Linked DNA regions of Homo sapiens: region 1 is linked to region 2. The links are chromatin loops, found by intact Hi-C in ENCODE. Cell type or tissue: PC-9. All regions are shown on one strand. Each heading gives the region's core, and the rest is flanking DNA. Links, peaks and the distances in the headings are about the cores only. Region 1 has its middle 33 kb from the start of SPAG16-DT. Region 2 overlaps SPAG16 (sperm associated antigen 16).

The links. Peaks named below come from ENCODE experiments on the same cell type or tissue, not always from the same donor. Only the 100,000 strongest peaks of a DNase experiment are listed, where the experiment ranks them.
Region 1: it touches region 2 in a loop (6-fold over the local background); 13 of 110 quality-filtered maps call a loop at or near these places.

What each region holds. Positions count from the first base shown.
Region 1 is chr2:213,248,557-213,253,947 of GRCh38, reverse strand. No RefSeq gene overlaps it. Among named protein-coding and RNA genes, the nearest start is that of SPAG16-DT, 33 kb to the left of the region's middle. RefSeq lists an enhancer at 2,272-2,321. In PC-9, for the core only: a CTCF peak has its summit at 2,188 (motif pointing left); a DNase peak (open chromatin) is centred at 2,177; H3K27ac peaks cover 734 bases.
Region 2 is chr2:213,803,796-213,809,186 of GRCh38, reverse strand. The region is part of intron 10 of SPAG16 (sperm associated antigen 16); the gene reads right to left. Among named protein-coding and RNA genes, the nearest start is that of MIR4438, 48 kb to the right of the region's middle. In PC-9, for the core only: a CTCF peak has its summit at 2,848 (motif pointing left); no DNase peak of the experiment used is centred there.

The DNA.
Region 1 (5,391 bases), core at 262-5,261, 560 kb after region 2:
TGCAATGGAGCTGGAGAATAGAGATGGCAGCATGAGATGCAGGTCACAGTTGGGTAACCTGAGGCAACCCCAGAACTTTCTACAGCCTCATGATTTAAAATCCAATTCAGACAGAAGGGAGCAAGATGAAACCCTGAACTTAACTGAGTTTAAACCTCAAATGCTTGAGAGAAACTTCAGAAATAACTAAAATCACCTGAATGTAAATAAATCACATTTTCAAGTTTATAGATTGTAAAAATCACACACTACACATGTATGGTTTCTGTACTTCTCAGCTAATCTTTTGTATTGTCTTGCTGAAGTCTCAAATTAAAAAATAAATGTGACCCAGCAACAAGAATCTTCAGGTATTTTTCAAAGCAAGGCACAAGTAGAACAGAATAATATTTTTAGGAAACGTCTTGGTCCCTAGAGAAGGTGGAAGAGAGAATCAATGCCCTGCTTAAAAGACAAGCTGACTGAGTAGTCCCTGGCAGATTAAACTTTGAAGAGCAAATTGTCAGGCTTATATAGCCAGCTGTCCTATTTAAAGCTTTAACAAATAATTTGCTGAACGACATACTAGCCTGTATATGGCAGCATACCAGGAACAGGACACAAAGAGGTATAAGAATGTTGCTCCACTCCAAGGTACACACACGAACCTCTCCTATTTGAATTACAGTATAAAGCGCCTAAAACACCTACAGAGATAATATTCCTTGTCTTACATGGATTCTAATGAAAACAAAGAGGTCAAAGCCTTGAACTTGATAGACTTGAACCAATTTGAAATAGAAAGTAGAGATAATTTTATCTCAATAGCTCTAATAATAAGGCTGAGGCATTCAGCACCAGCTGCAAGCTATTTTGCCGCTAATACCAACCATAAATACAAAGAATAGCAATACCTATAGAATAGTAGAGTTGACTGATGCCAGGCACCTAGACAAAATGCAATGTCGGAACTCTTTTAATCTTCCTGTAAACATGTTCCACCTTTGTTTATACCATTTCAGTTTAAATACAAAATTTTCAAATCACTTATTTAAATTTGGCTTTTTCTTGGCTCTAGTAGTGGATTAAATATAATGTATAGAGGAATCATAGAGTGTACCCTTTATGCCCAAATTACTTGGACTAAAAATGTCTTTGTAACAGATAAAAGACACTCCTAGTATGTTGAAGAAAATCACAAACATGTACACAAGATCAAATATAATAATTATCTTTCACTTTTTTGAGTTAAAGGAAAGCACAATAGCAAATAAAACAAAAACAGATAATCACCCTAGAATTGCTTCCAAATAATTCCTCTATCAATGCATTATTTCACACCATTAATCAACTATGAAAATCCTTGAAAGGCAGACTAGATCCCCAAGATTGAAGCAAAATGAAAATCCTAGAATTGCAAACCCTATTTTTTTGATTGGAACAAAAACAAAAATTGCAAAAGAAGATTGACATGCCTAATTGCTCCCGTGAAAGGAACAATAGCAAGTAGTTTTAGAGAAATGCTTAGAAATCCATTTGTGCCTGTCAATAATATCCACCTTTTCAAGCTGCTAATCCATTAGTCACTAATGGCTGACTTGGTATTAAGCTGGACAATACAAACAGCCCATTCATTGCAGGGAAAAGTAAAGAACTAAATTTTTGTTGTTGTTGCTATTATTGTTTTGCTTTTTTTAGGATAAAAAGTAGCAGTAAATGGATTTGGGATTGACAAAAAGAGCTGAGGGAGGTAATTTCAACAATTTGCAAGAAAATGTAAACACAGATAATCTTCCCCATAAAAATTAAGTTGACTCTAACTTTCATGATCACCGTTACGTTATACATGCAATACTATTAAAGAGGGATAAGAAATATCAAAGGTGAGTAAAGAGTTTTAGTATCTTTACCATGAAGAGATAGATTTTTCTTAGCATCATTTATGTAAAATGTTGTTCTGTTGTGCCAGCAAAAGCAATACAATATTTAAAATCAAATTACACATCGAAGAATTTTAGACAACCACAAGAGAGCAATTAACAGTAGAGGTGTGAAGGAAATTTTGTTCTTTTAAATGAAAGAGTGGCGAAAGAATAAAACCTTGGTGTCATTTCCAATGAATAGTGACTTCCAAGATTGATTCTTGGATGGTAGTCCTGCTTTAAAAGAAAAAATGTGCGTCTTTTGAGCTGAGCCCACTCTGACTCAGCACATTGTTAGAGAATAACAATAGTGCCATCTACTGTCAAATTATGGTATCACTTATTTCAAACTGACTTAAATAGGGGGTTCCATCCAATACTGTAAAAGAAATCTTAAAATTATATAAGTAATATTTATCTAAAATATTCAAGAAAATGAAGAGACTCTTTCCACATAGGCAAGAATTTCGTTCTGTGCTTTCTTCCACTAGTTATTCTTCATGCTCTTATATATTACTTAAAGCACTGTTTTACAAGCGTTATAAAAAATAAATTGAAAATGTACCTTACATGGCAGCAGTAAAGATTTCATGGATAATTTTGAATTAATTGTCCCGTATTTCTAAGTTTATTTTTTCATTAGTTTCCGGGCTGTTTCCTAAATCTAATTAGCAATGTAATTTTCCTTGTTAAATTTGGAGAATTTGTTTTGGGAGACAACTGCACAAAGCAAGATAGTAAAAGAAACATATAGATGTGTTTATAACATTATGGTATTGCTGCTAAGCACTGTCAATAATGAGTTTTAAACGGTAATTGTGAATCCCTAATGTACTTTATATATTAACTATCCTATAGAAGAAAGTTTGAAGTCACAGAATAAATAGACCCCATACATGTAATTCTAATTAAAAGGCATACAGATTAATTGCATTTGTTATGGAAGTCACGAAGACCTTATAGACCTAGACAATGGCAAAAATTAAACAGGCATAGAAGAAAGTAATAGGCTTTAAGTCAAAGAATATTTTTTAAAAAATATACAATATGACCAGAAGCAGTATACATGTTTGCTAAAGCTATTGATAGCATCATTTTTACAGTTGGGCAATTGATAAGGAAATTGGTTGGTTGCAATAGTTAAGCTTGGTTTTTAATTTAGAATCAAGAATACTCTACCATAGTTTTTAAAATGCAGGATATTTTTATGGACACCAAGTTACCAAGTGATTGTGCTGAGATTAGATGCGACTAGGCACACTCAGGGTGGCATGGCCACAGGCAATGTGAGTATTAGACCCCTGAAGTGGGCTCCAAACAACTTGCTTCTCATTTTTCATCTAGGAAAGTAACCAACAGCCCCAGTGACTGGAACCCCAGTCTCAGTCTTTCCCCAGAATCTCTGTAGCTGATAATAACTCTCATTATTTCACGTATCAAATGCTTTCTATGTATCATGCTAAACAACCCTCTGTATGGTTTAGACTCATATCCTATAAATTAGACCTTAATATCTCCATTTTATAGACTAGGAAATGGAAACATAGAGAAGTTAAGTAATTTACCTGTGATATTCCCTTAAAAGTATGCTTGATACATGACTCAAGTACTTAAGTTAAATGAATATGGCCACAAAAGTTATAAACACACAGCTATGCTCCTTACTTTTTCTAGTTTGTTTTGTCTGTAAGGAGCCAGTAGGAACACCATAAGAAGCCATTATTATGAAAGATAAGACATTTTCTTACGGTGGTGCAGCAGATCTCGAGGTGAATGGGAGGGGCAGGGTGTAACTACATAGGGGTGTTGCTGACATGGAGTAGAATGTCCCATTTTTGCTCTCTAAAGATACGTTTTACTTGGATGCTCTAGGAATTATAAAACCTCTCCAACCATTTCAGACAGTTTTACCTTTCTCTAGGGATCCCTAAAGTTCATTTTCTTCCTTTATTTTACTCTGACTTCTTCAACCCCAAGCCAAACCATTACTCAGGAATGCTGGATTTGTGAAGACTAAAATTCATTTTCTTTGGGTTCCCTCAAGACTCTCCCCTAGTCCACCAGTCACGGAAGTCAACTTAAATTAGTGTGCTCGGTTAACTTTATTTCTTTCTCAAATTTTTCTGTTTACATTTTTGCTCCTTCAAATTATCTTCTGTGGTTGCATATATCTGTCCTGAACGACAATAGAAACTAAAATGCAATCCTATTTTTTGTTTCCTATCTAGTCAGTTTTTTTCCTACTACAAAGTGAAGTCTAGCTTATTTCTTGGTGCATTCACTGACTGTGAGCATCAGCACAGCAATTAACTTGTTTGAAATACACCTCATTTCAAAAAAATTCAAATGCGGACAGCAGACAGCGCAAACATGGATCGTAACTGGCTCCTGTTAAGTTAATAACCTGTACCCTCGATCAACGCTAAGGTCAGACTGTCAGCTTCAGAAAACAATGAAAGAAAGATCTGCCTCAAAACTGGGCAACAATGAAATAACCAGGATATGGAGAGGGGAATCTTTCAGATGACAGGGCATAAGAAAATTCTGTGGTTTACAGGAGAAAGATCCTGTGATATGTTTTGAAAGTGGAAGTAAACTGTTTTCAGAGTTGTGTTTTTGTTGTTGTTGTTGTTTTTGAGACAAAGTCTTGCTCTGTCGCCCAGGCTGGAGTGCAGTGGCGCCATCTCAGTTCACTGCAATCTCCACCTCCTGAGTTCAAGCGATTCTCCTGCCTCAGCCTCCCAAGCAGCTGGGACTACAGGCGCCTGCCACCATGCCTGTCTAATTTTTTGTATTTTTAGTAGAGACAGGGTTTCACCGTGTTAGCCAGGATGGTCTCAATCTCCTGACCTCGTGATTCTCCTGCCTCGGCCTCCCAAAGTGCCGGGATTACAGGCGTGAGCCACCGTGCCCGGCCAGAGTTATGTTTTTGATAGATGATGAAGTGGAAAAGAGGAATGTCAGGGTGTGAGCACAGATAAGAAAATAACCCCATGGTGTTTGTGGCAGAGCCCAGCATGGCCTGGGAAAGGTGAAGAGGCCACACTGAGAGACAAGCAGTAACAAGCTGGTTAGGTATCGGTGCCATGCACACGCTGTGGAAGTCACGTTAGTTCAACAAGATTGGGTAATCAAGGTACAGGTCAGGTATGGGAGTGGACTGGGAAGTGTCTGCATCCAAGGGAGTGATTCAAGTCAAAAAGTTTAGCAAGTATCAGAATCCACAGGCCCCAGTGAAACCAGATGACAAACAGGTTAGTGAAGTCAGAACATAGATCAGAAGGCTCAACAGTAAGTGAAAAGGCAGGGCGTCAAGGGTTCATATAACCTACATGATTCAGAAATGCTGGTGGCAGGCAAGACCAGGCAGCAGGAATCCTGAGCCCAAGTTGAGTCTAAACAGCAGAGTGATCAACATTTATGCAACTAACTCTGCAGTAGTCTATCCACAGCAAGAAAATTCTGAGTGGAAAAAAAAAATATTAACTAT
Region 2 (5,391 bases), core at 112-5,111:
ACATAAATCCAATGTATTCCCTTACTGTCAAGGCCACTTCTCATGCTTGCTCTGTTAATGGGGAGACACACAGAGGTGAGGTATTCTTTCACCAAAATGAAAACATGCATGTCCAGCAGATGCCCTGCTCCTGGCATGCTGCACTGTAGAATGATAATGAGTCAAGAGGCCCTTTTACATCTTTGTCTTGCTGATCCCAGTCATGCCAGATTCTCCTTTTTTCAATAAAACTCTACCATTAATCTATGATGTGCATTTTTTTTCCAATTTCTAGCCCAACTTGAGACAACTCCAATAGAACATGGGGCCTGACAAGAGCCAGCACTTCTTAAATTTAATTGTAGACACCTCAACAAGGATCTTAGATCATTAGACACTTTTCTGTATCTTTACTCTTCTATCTCTGCTTCTTTAACTCTCCTTATCTAATTCTCCTTTATTTTAGCCTACATATACATGAAAGATACCTCAGTTCTAAAAAATATAAACAAAAGCAAAACAGTACTACATGGATCCTGTCATCTACTTGGCCTACTCATAATCTTTCCTATTTGCCATATTTGAGGCAAAAAATACATATTGCTTTCTTTTGTTTCCCACTGAGATATCCTCCTAGCCTTAGGCTTGCAACCCATGGTCCATACAACAGCCAAAGTAGTCACATATCACATCACATGAACTTCTTCTTAAAAATCTTTACTGGTTTTGATTTAGAAATTGAGCTCATCCTCCTATACCCCCGGTCTCTGATAACCTCTCACTCACTAAACTATAGCTATACCATTCTTTCCTCTTTAAGGTGTGTTTTCCAGTAAATGTTCTCGTTTGCTTGTAAACGAGTGGCTGTTCTTTCGTTTTTTAGTTTCTGCCTTAGGATCTTTGCATTTGTTGTTTATGCTGCCTAAAATGTTCTTCCACAAAATTTTGAATGTGTTTACTTGTTAACATGCACCTTACTTGGTAAATGTTCTTGTTTACCTGCAAACAAGTGCTCAGAACAATACTCAGCACATAGCAGGTACTCATTTTAACAAACACTATTCTTCCTTATAGAACAGCCTCATTCATACGTGGCTTTACTCATGGCCTCTTCAGTAATTTAATCCATAACTTTACATGGGTAGATCTCATTGTCCAGTGTCTCATTCTTTCCGTGTTTCTTGATTCTAATTTAAAGTGAGTCTGTATTGCATCTTGTTTTCATTTGGGCAGAATATTTGGCACCAAGGCCTATCATAGGTCACTAGCTAGGTGAAACAATAAATAGAAAATATACATCACAGTCATATTTAAGTTGACAGGTCTTTCAGTATAAAACAACCAGTGTAAACCAAGAATCTTCACTGCAAAGAACTTTATGAATTAATGCATTATGAATTAACACAATTTAGCTCAAGCTTATCTTTAGTCCTAATATGTCTACTCTGTAAATTAAGGCACACCTTAACTATATAGTTATTACTGCCCTAAGCAGAAGTTTTCAAAGCCCTTTATAAATATCTTGCTTCTGGATGAAACTGATGATAGTGTGGCCATTCTCCTGTACAATTACTTTTTCCCACTTGACAAGAAAATAGGTTGTGTGGTTTTTACTTTAGCACATTTTCGACACTTTTGCTGGAAGGTAAAACATTGTGCCTAGCCCATTCATCAAGTCAGTCTCATGAAGAAAGGGAATGTACTAGAATAAAAGAGACTTTGTTCAAGGAGGCAATTGGATGTACAAGTCTAGAGGTCAGTAGAGAGAAGTGGGCTGGGATAGGCACTTGGGAAGCTTCATCATAGAGATAACATTGGGAGGTGACAGAATGAATGGCACTATGTAGGGAAATGTTGAGGGGAAAAAAAAAAGAAAACAAGTGGTCCTATGATTTCTGACATCTGCAGGTGGAGTCGAGGACAAGAATCTCCCCCTCCAAATAGACTAAAAAGCAGTGCAAAGAAAAACATGAAGGAGTATGGAAGCAAATGAGTCAAGGAAAGATCCTGTTTTAAGAAGAAAAACACAGTAATCTTTGTCACATAATACTGAGAGTTTAGGACCAAAATAGTGTGTTAGTTGGTAAAGAAGAGTCAAATTTACTGGATAAAACTATTTTCTTTGTCATAGTTAGGATAAGCCAGATGTAGAAGGTTAAAGAGTCAGTGGGATGTAAGGAAGTAGATTTTTTTAAAGGACTGAACAAAACAACACAACAAAAATGTGAATTGATATGGAAAACAGCTAATGTATCCGTGATCTTTGAAAACACGCATTAATTAGCCATGGCATTTACTGTTTAGTAAAGAAACACATGTATCCCTTTGGATTGATGTTTTAAAATTGTCTAGAGACTAGACAAATTAATTTTATTTTTTAACTTATTAAAGGCAAATAACTTTGTATTAGGTACATGTGATTGTATTTCGTTTGTAACATTTGTAATCTTTTTAAAAAATCATCCATGCCTTAACTCAATAACTATATAATATCTTTAGTCTTTGGTTTGTACTCAGCATGTGCATAATGCTTTTAAATTTACCCCAATATTGAGTCCAATGACTACCTTTAGGAAGATATAGGAATTATTAATGTATAAATAATTAATTAAGATATTTACTGCATTCATTAAAACATATCAGTGGGAATTCCTTGTGAGAGTTTTTTTATTAAAGAAAAATACTATTCTCAGGGGATACATAAACATTATGATTAATTTAATTCCAAAATCTCATTTAAGCTAATATTTTCCATCTTTACCATTACAAAACATGTTACACGCTATTACAAATATCCAAATTGTTTGTTTTGGTTTAATCTAATAATGTAAAACATATTAAAGCACTTTAACTGTAAACATTTACCTAAGTAATGGCTACTTCTGCCATCTGGTGGCAGAATTAAAAGTTATATTCATAATTCTTATCAAGCCTGTAAACCAGGCCTCACTAAGCAATTCTAAAATAATCTCCCACATTGCAAGTATCATCTTTCACTTGAAAAACTTAAACATTTACAGGTGTTTTTGTTTTTGTTTTAGTGGGATGATGCTCTCTAGTATTTATTGGAACATTGATATGTGTGTGCTGAGCACATTAATAATGTTGCATGCTGACAAAGAAACCATCAATTTTATATCAGCAATCAAGTTATACATAAAACCTAATAATAATTTTATCCATATATGCTACATATAAAGCGATTTCCAGCATATCTAATTTTCAAGAATTAATAACCATTATATCTAAAGTAAGCTTTTAAAAGGAATGACGTTTTACTATACAACCTGGTATTTATAATTTGCTACACTGCCTACAACTTGGCTTTTTACCATGCCTTAGGCATTATAACAACCATTGCTATATGAAAATATTTTAAAATTTAAAAATAGTTTGAACTCTGAGCAAGTTTATTTGCATTATAGACATTTTACTGTATTTTTATATTGGGATCTTCTCTTTAAGAAATTTGAAAGGTTATGTGTAATTATGTGTCAGAGAATCACAGAATGGAGGAGTTGGAAGGGCTCTCAGACATCAGAAGGTTTGTTTCTCTGCCCAAAAGATGAATATTTTCTACACTATTATTATAAGTGGTTATCCAGCTCTGCTTATATAATTTCAATAATAGGAAAACTCTGCTACAGTTTCGACAACACCCCTCCTCAGATAACTCTTCTAAAAACCTAAAAGGTACTTCCCTGTATCTTATCTCTATTGGCCTTGGTTGGTTCTCTGAAGCCCTGTCAAATAAATTCATATTCTTCACTATTTGAAGACAGTTGCCATGTTTTCACCGCCCACATATTCTTTCCTTTAGGGTAGACATACCTAGTATTCTATTCCTCACATGCCACATCAGTTTCTCCACCAATCTGGTCTTTCTCTCTTTTTCTCCCAGTTTGAAAATATAGACCCCAAGACTGGCCTCTCCTTTCTTGGTGTCATCTGACAATCAAATCAAACTGCTGGTGTTTACCTGGGAGCCCTTTCTATGTGTGCTCTTCTTCTTTCATATCAGACAACTCTGATTAAAGGGAGAAGCCCCAGGTCAGGAAGTAGAATTCTGAGCTTGAGTTCCAACTCCATTACTTATTAGCTCTGTGGCCATAAATACATTTGACAATCTCTTTGACATTTATACTCCTCAACAGTAACATTGGTATTATAATATGTAATGAGCTACAGCCCATTAGCTACATTACAGCCAGCTAAAATTTCCAATAAGCCATTCTCATTATGTTCTTCCCTTCTTAAAGTCTTTGAATGGCTTCCGTTGCTCTGAGGATGAAGATAACGCTTCTTAGTTTGGCTTAAGAGGCACGACGTGAATTGGCCTCCAGCATCCTATCTGGCCTCATCACGTGTCAAATTTCCCAGAGCTCTCTCCTTTCAGGCACATCCGTCTTCTCTTGGTTTCTTATTCTCACCATCCCGCACAGGGCTTATGCTTCTGTGCTTCCTGTCTCGTAATCTTAGTTAGTTAGTTAGTTAGTTAGTTAGTTAGTTAGTTAGTTAGTTAGTTGAGACGGAGTCTCGCTCTGTCGCCCAAGCTGGACTGCAGTGGCGCGATCTCGGCTCACTGCAAGCTCCGCCTCCAGGGTTCACGCCATTCTCCTGCCTCAGCCTCCCGGGTAGCTGGGACTACAGGCGCCTGCCACCACGCCCAACTAATTTTTTGTATTTTTAGTAGAGACAGGGTTTCACCGTGTTAGCCAGGACGGTCTCGATCTCTTGACCTTGTGATCTGCCCGCCTCGGCCTCCCAAAGTGCTGGGATTACAGGCGCCAGCCACAGTGCCCGGCCCTTATAATGTTCTTTAGTAGCCCTCCTTCCTTACTTACCCCTTGCCCATCCTTAGTCAGAGATAAAGAATTATTTCCTAAGAGAATCTTCTGCCTACCTCCCCAACCAAGTTAAAATCACCTAAGGCATGGGTTTGTGGCACCATGTACTTCCTTCCACTCATTCGGCTTCTTTTGTTTGTGTAATTACTTGACTATGTCTGAGTCCTCTAGCAGATTTTAAATTGTATGAGGGCCAAGACCTCATCTGTTTTTTTGTGCCCAATTTTCCCCTAGTACGTGGCCCACTACTTGATCTATAATAGGTCATCAATAAACATTTATATCATATAAATTGTAATTCAATACTGACAAAGAAACTAAAAATTAAGAGTTGGAGAGGCTGGAAAGAGGAAAAGCCCAGGGATATGAATTTAGTATTTAGCAGTGGATCTCCCCTCAAGGAATTTTCTAATTCTGAGATGCAAAGGATCAAAGCTAAAAAGTTAGAGACTCAAGGCCTGTGCCATGAAGTCTGGCTGATTTGTTTGTTTATTTTTGTATATACTGAGGTGGGAGGATCCCTGGAGCCCAGGAGTTTGAGGCTGCAGTGAGCTAGGATGGCACC